Linked DNA regions of Homo sapiens: region 2 is linked to region 1. A link is a contact called in ENCODE Hi-C or POLR2A ChIA-PET data. All regions are on one chromosome and are shown on one strand. Each heading gives the region's core, a stretch centred on a gene start or an enhancer-like site at or near the end of the contact. The rest is flanking DNA. Distances are from core to core; before and after follow the strand shown. Region 1 holds the start of RCOR2 (REST corepressor 2). Region 2 holds the start of BAD (BCL2 associated agonist of cell death).

Region 1 (6,271 bases), core at 1,201-3,700:
CCTTGTCCTCTACTGTCCACTCGTCAGGGAATGGGGTGAAGTTGGCCAGGTCGGCCAGCGACTTCTCCACATCGTGCTTATGCCACAGAAGCATGCCCAGCGCCTGGCCCGGGGCAAGGGGCAGCTGAGCCTGAGCTGCCCCGGCACCGTTCCACCCCATTCCCAAGTCCCTGGGGGCCAAGGCTCACCTGCTCAATGTTGTAGCCATGCTTCTCCTTGGCCATCGCAATGTACTTGTCAACTGCAGGGGCAGCAGGGGCAGGGTCTTGGTGAAGGGGGTTATAGCTCCTAACCCAGGCCTGTCCAGAAAGGGACCACCCCACAACGGCCAGGTCCCTGAACACGAGCCCCAGGGCAAGGGTTGGACCCACGAACACCTCAGCTTCCAGCCCCCTTCTGAGAAGAGCTAGCTTGGAGCTGGGATGAACCCAAGCCCCCACCTCCCAGGGCTGTGCCCCACTCACGCTTGGCATCTGACACACAGTGGTTGGGTGACCACACCAGCATCCCCTTCAGCTCCTTGTTGCTGTAGCGTGCGGGGCTCTCTGAAAGGCCGAGGAGCAGGAGGGAAGACACTCAGATCAGCCTGGTGGCACAAGCCTAGACCCATGGCCAGAGGGCAGCAGAGGAGTGGAGCCAGGGAGGTTGAGGCCCAGAAGGGAAGGAGGGGCAGAGACCCAGACAGGAAGGCAGGGCAGGAAAGCAAACCATGCTGGGGGGCCACCCACCCCTGCCAGCCTGCCCTTCCAGGGGAGCCAATCAAGGGCGCCCCAGGTGGGGCTGCAGGCCAAGCCCCGGGCCTCCACCCCCACCCCACTTCACAGCCTGTCCTGCGGCTCACCAGGCTTGCACTCCGGAATTACGGCCTGGTAATTGGTTCCAACGCGGATCATGCTGTCTGTGGAGCCAGGGGGAGGCAGTCAGGACTCCAGGGAGGGCGGGCGGGAGGGAGGATGTGGCGGGCGGGGGAGGTGGCCGGCCTGGAGTTCTCCTTCCTGACCACCCAGGGCCCCCACCTTCCAGGAGGCTCACTTTTCCCTCATTGTACCCCAGTTACCTGCAGCCACAGAAGGGACTGGAAGAGGAAAAGACCCTGTCCAGCCATGGCCATTGGGGCTGGAGGGTGGACAAGGGGACAGTTTTAGAGCCCAGGCCAAGCAGGGTGCTTTGTTCCGGGGGAGGGGAGCGGGGTTGGAGGGCAGCCCCTAGACCTGGACCACAGCCCTGCAAGGAACCCAAGGCTCCTTCCCACCACAGGAGCCTCACAGCTCTGTGTGGAGGTGTCTCTCCAGTCCCTGCTCCAGCCAGACCTCAGTCCCCTGCAAGGTGGCAAGGTATGAGGGACCCACTCTATGCAAGGGAGGGATGCCTCGGTCCCTGAGGGGGTGAGGGCAGGGCAGGGGCCGGCAGGACGCCTCCACAGCAGCTAGGGGCCCAGGTTCCAGATTGGCTGTGCCGGCAGCCTGGGTTTGTGGGAGAAGCAACGCAGAGGCTCCAATCCAGGAGAGGCAGGAGCCATCAGTGTAACAGGCTCGTGGTCTGCAACTCTTCCCCCTCCCGCCCCACTCCGCTCCCCCCAGGCCGGCGCGCCTTTAACCCTAGGCCACCGGGCTCACCGTGCGAGTGCTCCTCCTCGCTGCTGTCATCCTCCGAGTGGGGCTGTCCGCCGTTGGGCACCGTCTTGGCCCGGCTACGGGACAGGATCCCAGAGCCCGCGCTCGGCTTCTCCATCACTGAGGGCATTACCCCGCCCAGCTGCCCCGGGGGGCGCAGGAGCCTTCGGAGAGCGACAGTGGTTGCCGCACTCGCTCCGAGTGCCGAGCCCGGCCCGGCCTGGAGAGGTCGCCACTGAGGTTAGGAGAGGCAGGAGGTCAGCGTGGCTAGGGTCCGGCGGGGTGGGAGCCCACCTGGTAGCCCCAGCGCTCTCCACGACCCCCACGAGCCAGGGCGTCAGAAAAGTTTGTGCAGAAGTGGGGGACGCAAGGGATGAGCGCAAGGTCCGGTGCGGCTGGGGCGTGATTACTATGTACGCCCCTCAGGGTTGGGGTTCCCCTGAAGTCGGGGCCCCCTGTCCTCGGGGCGCCCTGGAACCCCACCGCCCACCTGCCCACGCCGTTCAGCGGCTGGGCGCTGGAGCGCAATCTGCGCCCCCCGGGCTCTGCGCCTCTCAGCTGCGCCGGGGATGCCCCAGTCCCCGGGCGGGGACCCGTGTCCTAAGCAGACCCCTGCCCGCGACGGCAGCCGGCCGGGGCACCGGCGGCGGCGGCGGCGGCGACGGCGGCGGGACGGCGCGCACGGCGCGCGGCGCTGGGCAGAGTTGCCGGGAGGCGGGCGGAGCGCAGCCGCGGGTGCCGCCTCGCACCCTCCCCGGCGCGCTCGCTCTCCCCGCCGCGCTCGGGATGCCGCTTGCTCGCCCGCTCTCCGCCGCCGCTCGCTCCTCGCGCACACAATGAAGCTGCTGGCAGGGAAGTAGTGCCGGCTGCGGCCTCAGCACCCCTCCCCCAGCCGATGCCTCCGCCAGCTGAACATCTGGCCCTGGGGTGGGAGGGAGGGCCCGGGGGGCGGGGCCAGGGGGCCGGGGCCAGACCTCCAGGGGGTGGGATCAGGACCCTGGTGGGGCGCGCGTCCCGCTGCGGGGGCTCCCCTCGCGTCCCTGGGCTCCCAGACTTGCCCCTGGGGGAGACCCCACTGCCCCCCAGGAGTAGCCAGGGGTCAGCCCCACCCACGCGCACACCAACACCACACACCAGTGGGCTCGGGTTACTGCCGCCTGCCCCGGGGGCCCTGGGGCCGCCTGCCCGCCCGCCCGGGTGGAGCCCAGCTTTTCCTTCCATTTCCCTTCCTGCCAAGGAACTCCCCGCCCCCCCTTCCGCAGGGGGGACCCCCCTTATGCGCCCTTGGGGGCCAGAACGGATGGGAGGCTGGACAGGCAAGGAATGAATTCCTCCAAGAGCTACCCAGCCAGAGGCTGGCTTCTGGTGGATCTGTGGGTCCCCAAGGGTCGCCCCAATTCCCTTTAACTGCTGCAGTATGCACCCCTAAACAGTGGTAGCAAGGGCTGAGGGATGGGGAGTGGGAGGTGTAGGGGAAGGTCTGGGCTGCAGGGGAGAGAGGAGCTGGGTCTCCTCCCCACTGGGTTCACTGTCACCCCAGCTGGAAGCAGCATCCCCCTCCCCCCGGACAAGCACGGGCAGAGTGACAGACAGGGAAGCGGGTAGAGCGGCACAGACGGAGATGGGGGAGGGGGTGGGCAGAGACTTTCAAAGCCAGACCCAGCCACCCTGCCAGGCACACAAAGAGCCAGCGCACACACCGGCGGCGGCTCCGAGCCTGCGAGCTGCGCCCGTGCCCGTCCCCGCCGCCCGGGGCACGTGCTGCAGCGCACACAAGCTGAAGCCCCCGCCCGCCGCCCCTCCCACCCGGAGCCCCAGTCTCCTGGACACACCTCCACCCAGGCACACCCCGCTGTGCCCAGACTGAGCCGAGCCCGCACTCGCGCCCTCCTCTCCCTTCCCTTCCTGGTCCACTCTGTAATCAGATTCCTAAATTTAGAAGCAGCCTAGGGCCCAGCCAGGGATCCCTGCCCCCACCCGCTGCCTGCGGCCGAGTGGCCGGGGTGTTGCGGTCGGGCCACGACCCGGCTGGGGCCGCTTGTTCCCGGGGACTCCTGCGGACAGCCAGGGAAAGCCAGGCTCGACCCCACCCGGCTGCTGCGCCGTCGAGCCACATGGGGCCACCCAGCCAGCGGCCACGTTGCCCGCCACACCTCGGGCCAGGGCTACGGGGCCTTTATCCTCCTCTTAAATCATGGATTGGGCACCAAGCCCCAGGGTGGGGAGGTCTGGACAAAGGAGAATGAATGGACCAGGGGCTGGTCTGAGCTAAGGAGGTCTGATTCAAGACTGAGAGTCTTCCCAGGCCGACCCCTCCTAAGTGGCAGGGCGCCATCCCTGTCCCCAGCACCTCCACCCTTTGGAGAGACTCTCATTTCTGTCCCCTCCTGCCTGGCAGGCAACCATTGCTGCACACCAGCCTCTCCTACGGTGCTGTCTTCCATCTTGCCCCCGCCCCCTATTAGGCAGGGCCTCAGTTGAGTCCCCCATCCCCCTTGCCTCCTTCCCAGACTCAAACCTGCACCCCCAGGCTCAGCATCCTGCTTATTTCTTGCCTCCCTACTCCAGGGCTGCCCCAGGTACCCCCAGTCTCTCTAGCAGGGATCCCCAGCCACTGGATTCCCTCCGGCCCAGCATCCCTCTTCCCCGCCTCCTAAGAACCTCATTCTCTTCATTTCTATCTAGAGCCAGGCACTCTGGGCCAAAGGAAGACTCTGCTCTGGAGGTGGGGACAGGGAGGGGAGGTTTATTCCTTGGGGCGGGGGTTGGGAGAGTCCCTAGGCCCTGATGCAATGAGGCTTCTGCCTAGGAGGTGGGCCACGACACAGGAAGTGTGTCCTAGGAGTTTGGGGGCGACTGTGGGGGCCACGGGGTCCAGAGGGAAGGCGCATTCCTAGTGAAGAACCCCCTCATGGAGGGGCAAGGGTGCAGGGTTAGAAGGGGGAGGGGCAAGGCCCCACCCCTCCCACCTGCTACAGCCGCCCCCTCCCCAGCTGGCCCCCTCTTTTGTGCGAAGCCACACAAAGGACAAGGGGCCCCGGCCGGCCTGGCCATCTGCTCCCAGCAGCATGAAGGCTCTTAAAGAGACAGCACCCCCTCCCTGCCGCCCCGGGGCTGCGGGGCGGGGCTGCGCCACCGGATCCGGGCTCCGCGGTTATCCCAGATCCCACCCACCTTTCCCTGGCTCCACTTGTCCCCAGGTCAGAAATCGTCCTCCCCCAGGCCTGGGGCACAGAGGTGCCACGTGGCCAGGAACATGGGGGTGTGGGAGGGGAGGGAAGGAGAGGCAGCCCGGGGACCAGCCCCTCCTCTCCTGCAGCCTGAGGCAGCGGAAGGGGCCAAGGAAGCTGGGCAGCGCGGCCGAGAACCCGGGGCCCTCACCTACCCGAGCTACCTCCGAGCTTGGCGCGAGCCGGAGGGCTCCCGGGAATGCCCTCCCCGCCATTTTCGCCGATGAGCTCGGGCTCACCCTTCCACTGGAAGCGACAGCGCCTTCTTTTCGAGGGCTGCAGGCCAGGACGCAGGCCGCCTGGAAGCAAGTGTGATCAGGGCACATTTATTTCCTACGGTGTGCCAGATGAGGAAACTGAGGTCTTGCACAGCCCCTACACAGGCCTCCGCCAGAAGCTGCATCCCTTGCCTGGGCCAGAAAAGGCTCCTCACCCCTCCAGTCCCCAGGGAAGCCGGCCCTAGCCAGGCCGAGTCCCACTCAGCGCCCTTGCCACACACACAGCTCAGAGACACAAGTCTATATGATGCCTGTGGTGGTTTCCTTGCCTGTCTCTGGCTGGGCTGTGTCCCCATGAGGGCAGGGGCTCTGTTTGCTGCTGTGCTTTCGGGGCCTGGCATACAGTAGGCACTCAGTGTTTGCTGAATGAATAAGTGTCGGAAGCCCTTTGCCTTCACCGGGCTTCTCTGCGCTCTGCCTGCTGGGTTTCTTGCTTCCTCCTTCCTCAAGGTGAGGCCGAGGGGACAAAGGTTGAACAGGGATGCTGGGAGGGAAAAGGAGGGTGACCTTGGGCAAGCCATCCGGCCTCCCCTTGCCGCTCCCTCCTCCCGCAGGCGGGGGCAGCTCCAGCCAATCCCAAGCCCGCCAGCCCTGCCAGACAGACTGGGACTGTCCCGAGCTCCGGCCCAGCGAGCCTGGCCGCTGTGGTGTGTTGCCTGGGACCCTGGCCAGGCCATCAGTGGCCACAGCCAAGGGGCTAAACTTGGGGAGGGAGAGAGGCAGCGGGAGGGCCCCGGGGTTGGGGAGGGAGTGTGGTGGGATCCGAGCCAAAACCTGGCTGAGCAATTAGGGGGCTGGGGGGAGGTGCTTCCATCGACTGGGGGCCTGGCGGGAGGTGACCCTGGGGAAATGGAGGAGGTGGGCTAGAGTGGAAGGACCATGGCAGCTCCCTCTGGGGCCCCCACCCTCTCAGTCCTGCCCAGACAGGAATTCGGTTCCTCCCTCCCCTGCCGCCCACTGGGGCCCTGGGCAGGCTGTGTGGCCCAGGGTGCTGCCCTCCCCTTTTCTGGGCCCTGTCAGTGAACCCCCTGGCCTAGCCGGCACTCCTTCCCCCACCCCACCTCACCCCCCACCCAGGGTTGTGAAGAAGCTGAAAGAGGTGACAGAGGTGGCAATCTGGCGCTTGGCACCACCCCGGCACGGTGGCCGT
Region 2 (6,271 bases), core at 1,868-4,367, 370 kb after region 1:
GCCCACCCTAGCCAGGAGCAGGTGTTGCCCTCGAGGCCTTACCATCTGCCCTTCTCTCTGCCTGGAACTCTCTTCCCATCATCCCTGTGGCCTTGGCTCCAGTGGTGCTTCTCACCAAGGTGAGTGCTGACCACCTCTGCTACCATCACTCCCCCCGCCCCTGTGACTCCGGATTCTCTTAACTCTTTTTTTTGAGATGAGTCTCACTCTGTCGCCAGGCTGGAGTGCAGTGGCACGATCTTGGCTCACTGCAACCTCCGCCTCCCGGGTTCAAGCGATTCTCCTGCCTCAGCCTCCCGAGTAGCTGGGACTATAGGTGCGCGCCACCATGCCCAGCTAATTTTTGTATTTTTGGTAGAGATGGGGTTTCACCATGTTGGCCAGGATGGTCTCCATCTCTTCACCTTGTGATACGCCCACCTAGGCCTCCCAAAGTGTTGGAATTACAGGCGTGAGCCACCGCGCCCGGCCTCTCTTAACTCTTTTACATGCTGCCCCCATACAAATCTTCTCACGCATGATAGGATGCTTTTGTGCTTGTTTGCTCATGGCCCCACCAGCTCACTAGAAGGTAAGCTCCACAAGGGCAAGGATTCCTGACGCTTGGGTTCACCGAGGCCCCCTAGCAACTGGAACAGCCTGTGTCACACGGTGAGCACTCACTGTGTGGCGCGAGTGAATGCTGAGTGTGTGTGGGGGGCAGAGAGCAGGGGAAGTTTGTGAGCAGAAAAATGGCCAAGTGCAAGCTCAGGAAGTTAAAGAAAGCTGTGGAGGCTGAGCATGGTGGCTCACGCCAGTAATCTCAACAGTCTGGGAGGCCAAGGTGAGAGGATTGCTTGGGCCCAGGAATTCGAGACAAGACTGGGCAACAAAGCAAGACCCCACCTCTACAAAAAATAAAAAATGAGCTGGTGTGGTGGCATGCACCTGTGGTCCCAGCTGTTCTGGAGGCTGAGGCAGGAGGATCGTTTGAGCCCAGGAGTTTGAGGCCTGCCTGGGCAACAAAAGGAGACCCCGCCCCTGCCCTCATCTCATGAAAATGTGAAAAATGCTGGGCATGGTGGCTCACGCCTGTAATCCCAACACTGTTGGGAGGCTGAGGCGGGTGGATTACGAGGTCAGGAAATGGAGACCACCCTGGCTAACACGGTGAAACCCCATCTCTAATAAAAATACAAGAAATTAGCCCGGCATGGTGACACGCGCCTGTAGTCCCAGCTACTCTGGAGGCTGAGGCAGGAGAACTGCTTGAACCCAGGAGGCAGAGGTTGCAGTGAGCCGAGATTGCACCACTGCACCCCAGCCTGGGCAGCAGAGTGAGACTCCGTCTCAGGAAAAAAAAAAAAAAAAAAAGAAAAAGTAAAAAATAAATTAACTGGGTGTGGTCCACACACCTGTATTCCCAGTTACGTGGGAGGATCACTTAAGCCCAGAAGTTCCGGGCTGCAGTGAGCTGAGATCGCACCTCTGTACTCCCTCCTGGGTGATAGAGCGAGACCCTGTCTCAAAACAAAACAAAACAAACAGAAAAAAAGAAAGCAAGCTATGGGGTCCAATCTGAGAGAATCGAGTGTGGGTGTTTATCCGTAAGAGAGCGAGGGGAAAGAGGCCTCTTAAGCCTTCTTAATCCTGAAAATGGGGAGGAGGTCTTTTAAGCTGCAGTGCCAGAGTGACATGACCTAGTTTTCTATTTTTAGAGATGGGGTCTGGCTATGTTGCCCAGGCTGGTCTTGAATTCCTGGGCTCAAGCCAGCCTCCTGAGTTGCTGGGACTACAGACATGTGCCACCCCACCCAGCTTGACCTGGTTTTTGTGTTCAGAAGATATCTGTTGTTGTTCCAGGTGCCAAGGCCAGTGCTGGGCACAGGGGTGCTAGAGCCTACTGAGAAATGGACATAGAACCCCAGTGTCCATCCTTCCATCTTGGAGCCTGTGCTTCTCACCCCACACAGCCCTGCTGTCTGGGAGGACTGTCTGCCCCTTGAGGTCATCTGCCCCTGGCCACTGTGCCAGGACAGTCCTGCTGTGGGTACGAGCCACAGGGCAAGAAAGAACACATCTGGGAGCTGGAAGGCCTAATCCCAGGGAAAGCATGTAGCCTGGGGCAGGGCACCAAGGAGGCTTCCAGCCCCCACATTCTAAGGAAAGAAACACCAGGAAGGTGTGGCCTTAGGCAGGCCCCTTTTCCTTTTCGGATCACTGCCTGCCTGTCACTGATTTCTGTCCTAACCCCACACTAATAGCTGCTATATATATATATATGTATTTTAAGAGCTGGAGTCTCCCTAAGTCACTCAGGCTGGCCTTGAACTTCTGGGCTCAAGCGATCCTCCTGCCTTGGCCTCCCAAAGTGCTGAGATTACAGGTGTGAGCCACCACGCCCGGCAGCAACCATTTTTTAGCTTTAATGTGCACCAGCTCTGTAATCAAGTGCATCCTATATGTTCCTGCTAATTAACTCAACAGTCCTACAATGGTGGTTATTAATTGCTGTTTTACGAAAGAGGAAACTGGGGCTCTGAGAGTTTGGGGACCGACCCAAAGCATTCAGTGCCTGTGGATGCAACTGGGATGCAGGGAGCCAGTGGGCTGGGGGTGAGGTGTCCCGGCAGGTGGAGGTGGTGGGGTACTTACCTCCATGATGGCTGCTGCTGGTTGGCTGCTCCTGCTGGTGACTGGCGTCCCACAGGAGGCCTGGGGCCTGGCGATGATGCTTGCCGGAGCCTGAGGGCCCGTCCCCTGCGGGGCTGGGGCCCAGGCCCCTCTCTGCAGAGCTGGAGTCTTCCTGCTCACTCGGCTCAAACTCTGGGATCTGGAACATGCTCTGGGCTGTGAGGACAAGATGTTACGTAGTCAAGGCACAGCTGGGGCCAACGGTGGCCCTGGAAGGCAGAGGCAGGTACCCCTGGCTTCCTCTCCCACCGTAGCGCCCCCAGGCCCGCCAGGCCTCCTGGGCCCTCATCTGTCTGCCGGGTCTGGCCTGGCAGGGAGCTGAGGCTGTCGGCTCAGGACCTCAGTCTCCCCTCAGAACCCCGGTGGACCCAGGCCCCGCCCCGCCCGTGGTGACGGCGCACAGGTCTCACCCCAAGCCCGATCTCGAGGCCCCTGACCCGGGCCTGCCGCCTCCCTCCAGCACCCCGGGCTCCGGGCCCTAGTTGCTTGGGCAACGGGAACTGTCAGCGACCTGGCCCAATCACCTCTCGGAACGTCACTCGGGTAGGTCCAGAGGCGGGGTCAACCCGGCCCGGCCCCGCCCCCCCGCCGGATCCAAGGCTCCTCGTCCGCATCCTTTTTCCTCCCTCCTTCGGCCCCGGGGCTCACATCCTCGCTGCCTCACACCTTGGGCGTGTGTGGGAGCAGGAGAGGGATTCTCTGGGGTCCCCATTTGGAACCTGGAGACCCACTTCTGCCAACAAGTCCTTCAGCCCCTCTGGGCCTTAGTTTCCCCCCAGTGAAGTGGGGATAGTGACAGCTCCCCCGGGAGCCAGTGAAAACTTTGTGAAGGGAGTGATTACTGCGGGCGAAGGCGCTTGGCACAGCCACAACTGAAGCTCAGCCGTCGGATGTGATTATTGTTGCTATTGTTACCGCTCCGCCTGGACTGGGTGCCCGGTCGGAAAGTCCCGCTCCCCGCTCCTCCTCCCAGGCGCGGAAGCTTCGCGCCGCCCGCCTCGGGGGACACCTCCCGCGCCATCTCGGGGGCACTGGAGATAAGGAAAGGAACCTCCTCCCTGGCTGGGATGGCTGCCCGGGCGCGGGAGGAGGGCCGGGGACCCGGTGAGGGAGGACCGTAGGGCCCGTGGGGGCTTCACGCCTGGCAGGCGGCCGGCCAGGTGAGCAGGGCCGCGGGCGCGCCGGGGCGAGGGGCGGGCCCGCGCGGGGGATTCGGGGCTCCGCGGGTTCAGGCCCGGGGGCGGGGCCCGGGGGCCATCTTGGCTATGGGCGGAAGTTTTCTTCAGAGACCGAGGGACGGGAATCCGTTGCCGCCCCCGGCCGGGCGGCACGACCCCGATTTGGGTATAGGAGAGAGGAGCGTGGGAACTGGCGGACCCCCATACAAGTAAAGGCGGGCGGCACGGGGCACGGCCCACCCGGGGACCCCCTGGATGCGGCACGGCCCCCGCAACTCGGCCGCCCTCCTGCCGCCTCCCGTAACCCCGGGCGCCCGCCAGCGGCGCAGCTCGCGCCAATTCTCGTACGGTTTCACGCCGGGTGCGGCGCTGGACTGCGGAGCCAGCCGGGCCGCTGCGCAATTTGCGTAGCGAACGGCGCCCGCGCAGGCGCGGAGGGGGAGGGGGGCGGAGCAGCGGGAGCCGGGGAGCCGGAGCCCCGGGTCCCCACGACCTGAGCCGGCTCTCCCATCAGCGGCCTGAGGACCTGGCGTCCGCCTCCTCCCTCCCCTTGAGGCTGGAGCGTGGACGCGGTGGGGGAGGGTGGGGCGGGGGCAGCTTTCGAGAATTACGAGGACAGGAGGCAGAGGCCCTCCCCATCCGCATTATTGGAGGAGAGAGAGCCTCCCCCAGCTTGGGGAGGGGGAGAGCGGGGCATTGGGCGCCCCTCGCAGCGGCCGCTGCCCTGACCCGACGGGTATCAGCCGGCTCTCCCCCTCCACCCAGGACGACATGAACGACCGAGGCCAGGGAGTCCTCTCCTTGGGCCTCTGCATCCCCCCATCCTTGGCTCTGGGGTAGGCCCAGGGAGGAGACACCCCCAACCCCTATCCGGTCTGTCCTGGAGAAAAGAGACTGCCCTTCCATGCCCCTGAGTGAGGGGCCTGGGGCCCAGGCTGCCTGTGTTCCCCAAGGGCAAGGGTCTCTCTGTTGAGGAGGAGGGGCCTGTCAGCCACAACTTCTTTCCTCCTGAGCGCCCCATCTCCCTCTCTGCACCCTGCAATTCCCACCCCTCCGTATTTATTTCCCTGGTCCCGCCGACAGTCCCTCCTTGTCTGTCTCCGGGATTCAGGCCTCCCTCCCTGACATGGAGAGTAACCTGTCTGGCCTGGTGCCTGCTGCCGGGCTGGTGCCTGCGCTGCCACCTGCTGTGACCCTGGGGCTGACAGCTGCCTACACCACCCTGTATGCCCTGCTCTTCTTCTCCGTCTATGCCCAGCTCTGGCTGGTGCTTCTGTATGGGCACAAGCGTCTCAGCTATCAGACGGTGTTCCTGGCCCTCTGTCTGCTCTGGGCCGCCTTGCGTACCACCCTCTTCTCCTTCTACTTCCGAGATACTCCCCGCGCCAACCGCCTGGGGCCCTTGCCCTTCTGGCTTCTCTACTGCTGCCCCGTCTGCCTGCAGTTCTTCACCTTGACGCTTATGAACCTCTACTTTGCCCAGGTAACCAACTGTGGTCCCGGGTGGGGGGCGGGAGGTGGCAAGCCTCAAGGACCCACAGGAGTGAAGGGCATCTCTGCTCCTAGGTGGTGTTCAAGGCCAAGGTGAAGCGTCGGCCGGAGATGAGCCGAGGCTTGTAAGTACTCGGGACACTGGTGGGCTCAGCCTCCAGGTCAGGGGCAGGTGACAGTCCCATGTAGATCCCTTCCCACCTCTCAGGGCTGAGACAAAGGCAACCCAGGGAATGTCTGTGGAAGATCTTGGAAAAGTTAAAGCACCTGGCGCAGATGGCTCAGCAGAGGCCTTGCAGATCTGCAAGGCACAGGAATAGGAATGCTTGTGGTAGTGTGAGGGAGAGGGCCCCAGTGTCATCCACCATGGAGGGCGAGCTGGAGGCTCCAGCCCATGGAAGCACCAAAGCCATATGCACTCCTGGGTGACCTGGGGCCGCAATGCCCTCGTCATTTGTACAGTGTCTTACGGTTTATAAAGAGCTTTCCCAGCCATCTTTTATTTGTACAATTTCCCTGAGAGGCTACTATCCTCCCTTGAGAGATGAAGAAACTGAGGCCCAGCCAGGTAAGACAGCAGGATCAAGGTCGCAGAGCTGGGGCTCAGACAGAGACTTCTGACTCCAGTTGGTGCACCTTCCGAAGTACCATGGCTGTCAGTCACCTTCTGACCTTTTTGGGCCTCAGTTTCTCCATCTGTAAGAGTGGAGGAACAGGGCTCAGACTGGATGCCCTGAGTTTTGTCGACATTGGGGTTTCCTGCAGGAGGTGGGGCAGGTGGTGAGTGCTGAGGGCTGTTGAGGGCCCGCGCTGACTGTGCTGTGGCTGCAGGCTCGCTGTCCGAGGGGCCTTTGTGGGGGCCTCGCTGCTCTTTCTGCTGGTGAACGTGCTGTGTGCTGTGCTCTCCCATCGGCGCCGGGCACAGCCCT

What was found. A loop is a pair of places that touch in the nucleus more often than their neighbours do. ChIA-PET counts read pairs that join two places held with the same protein, here RNA polymerase II (POLR2A). Pooled maps may share reads with other maps.
Region 2: a loop to region 1 is called in a pooled map, with 4 times the contacts of the local background. The contact joins the promoter of BAD here to the promoter of RCOR2 in region 1. A Hi-C loop is called at or near these places in 1 of 50 pooled maps. POLR2A ChIA-PET finds 5 or more read pairs at or near these places in 2 of 52 experiments (H1 and activated naive CD4-positive, alpha-beta T cell).

The regions. Positions count from the first base shown.
Region 1 is chr11:63,914,714-63,920,984 of GRCh38, forward strand. RCOR2 (REST corepressor 2) reads right to left here and starts at 2,451. Exons shown (of 12, transcript NM_173587.4): 1 at 1,617-2,451; 2 at 842-898; 3 at 465-545; 4 at 189-241; 5 at 1-103. The coding sequence starts at 1,743. RefSeq lists enhancers at 1-906, 1,528-2,191, 5,503-6,165, 6,166-6,271 and silencers at 2,283-2,402, 2,543-2,602, 3,280-3,329.
Region 2 is chr11:64,281,548-64,287,818 of GRCh38, forward strand. BAD (BCL2 associated agonist of cell death) reads right to left here and starts at 3,118. Exons shown (of 4, transcript NM_032989.3): 1 at 3,084-3,118; 2 at 2,635-2,829. The coding sequence starts at 2,821. GPR137 (G protein-coupled receptor 137) reads left to right here and starts at 4,301. Exons shown (of 7, transcript NM_001170880.2): 1 at 4,301-5,334; 2 at 5,418-5,467; 3 at 6,174-6,271. The coding sequence starts at 4,978. RefSeq lists silencers at 2,998-3,287, 3,638-4,377.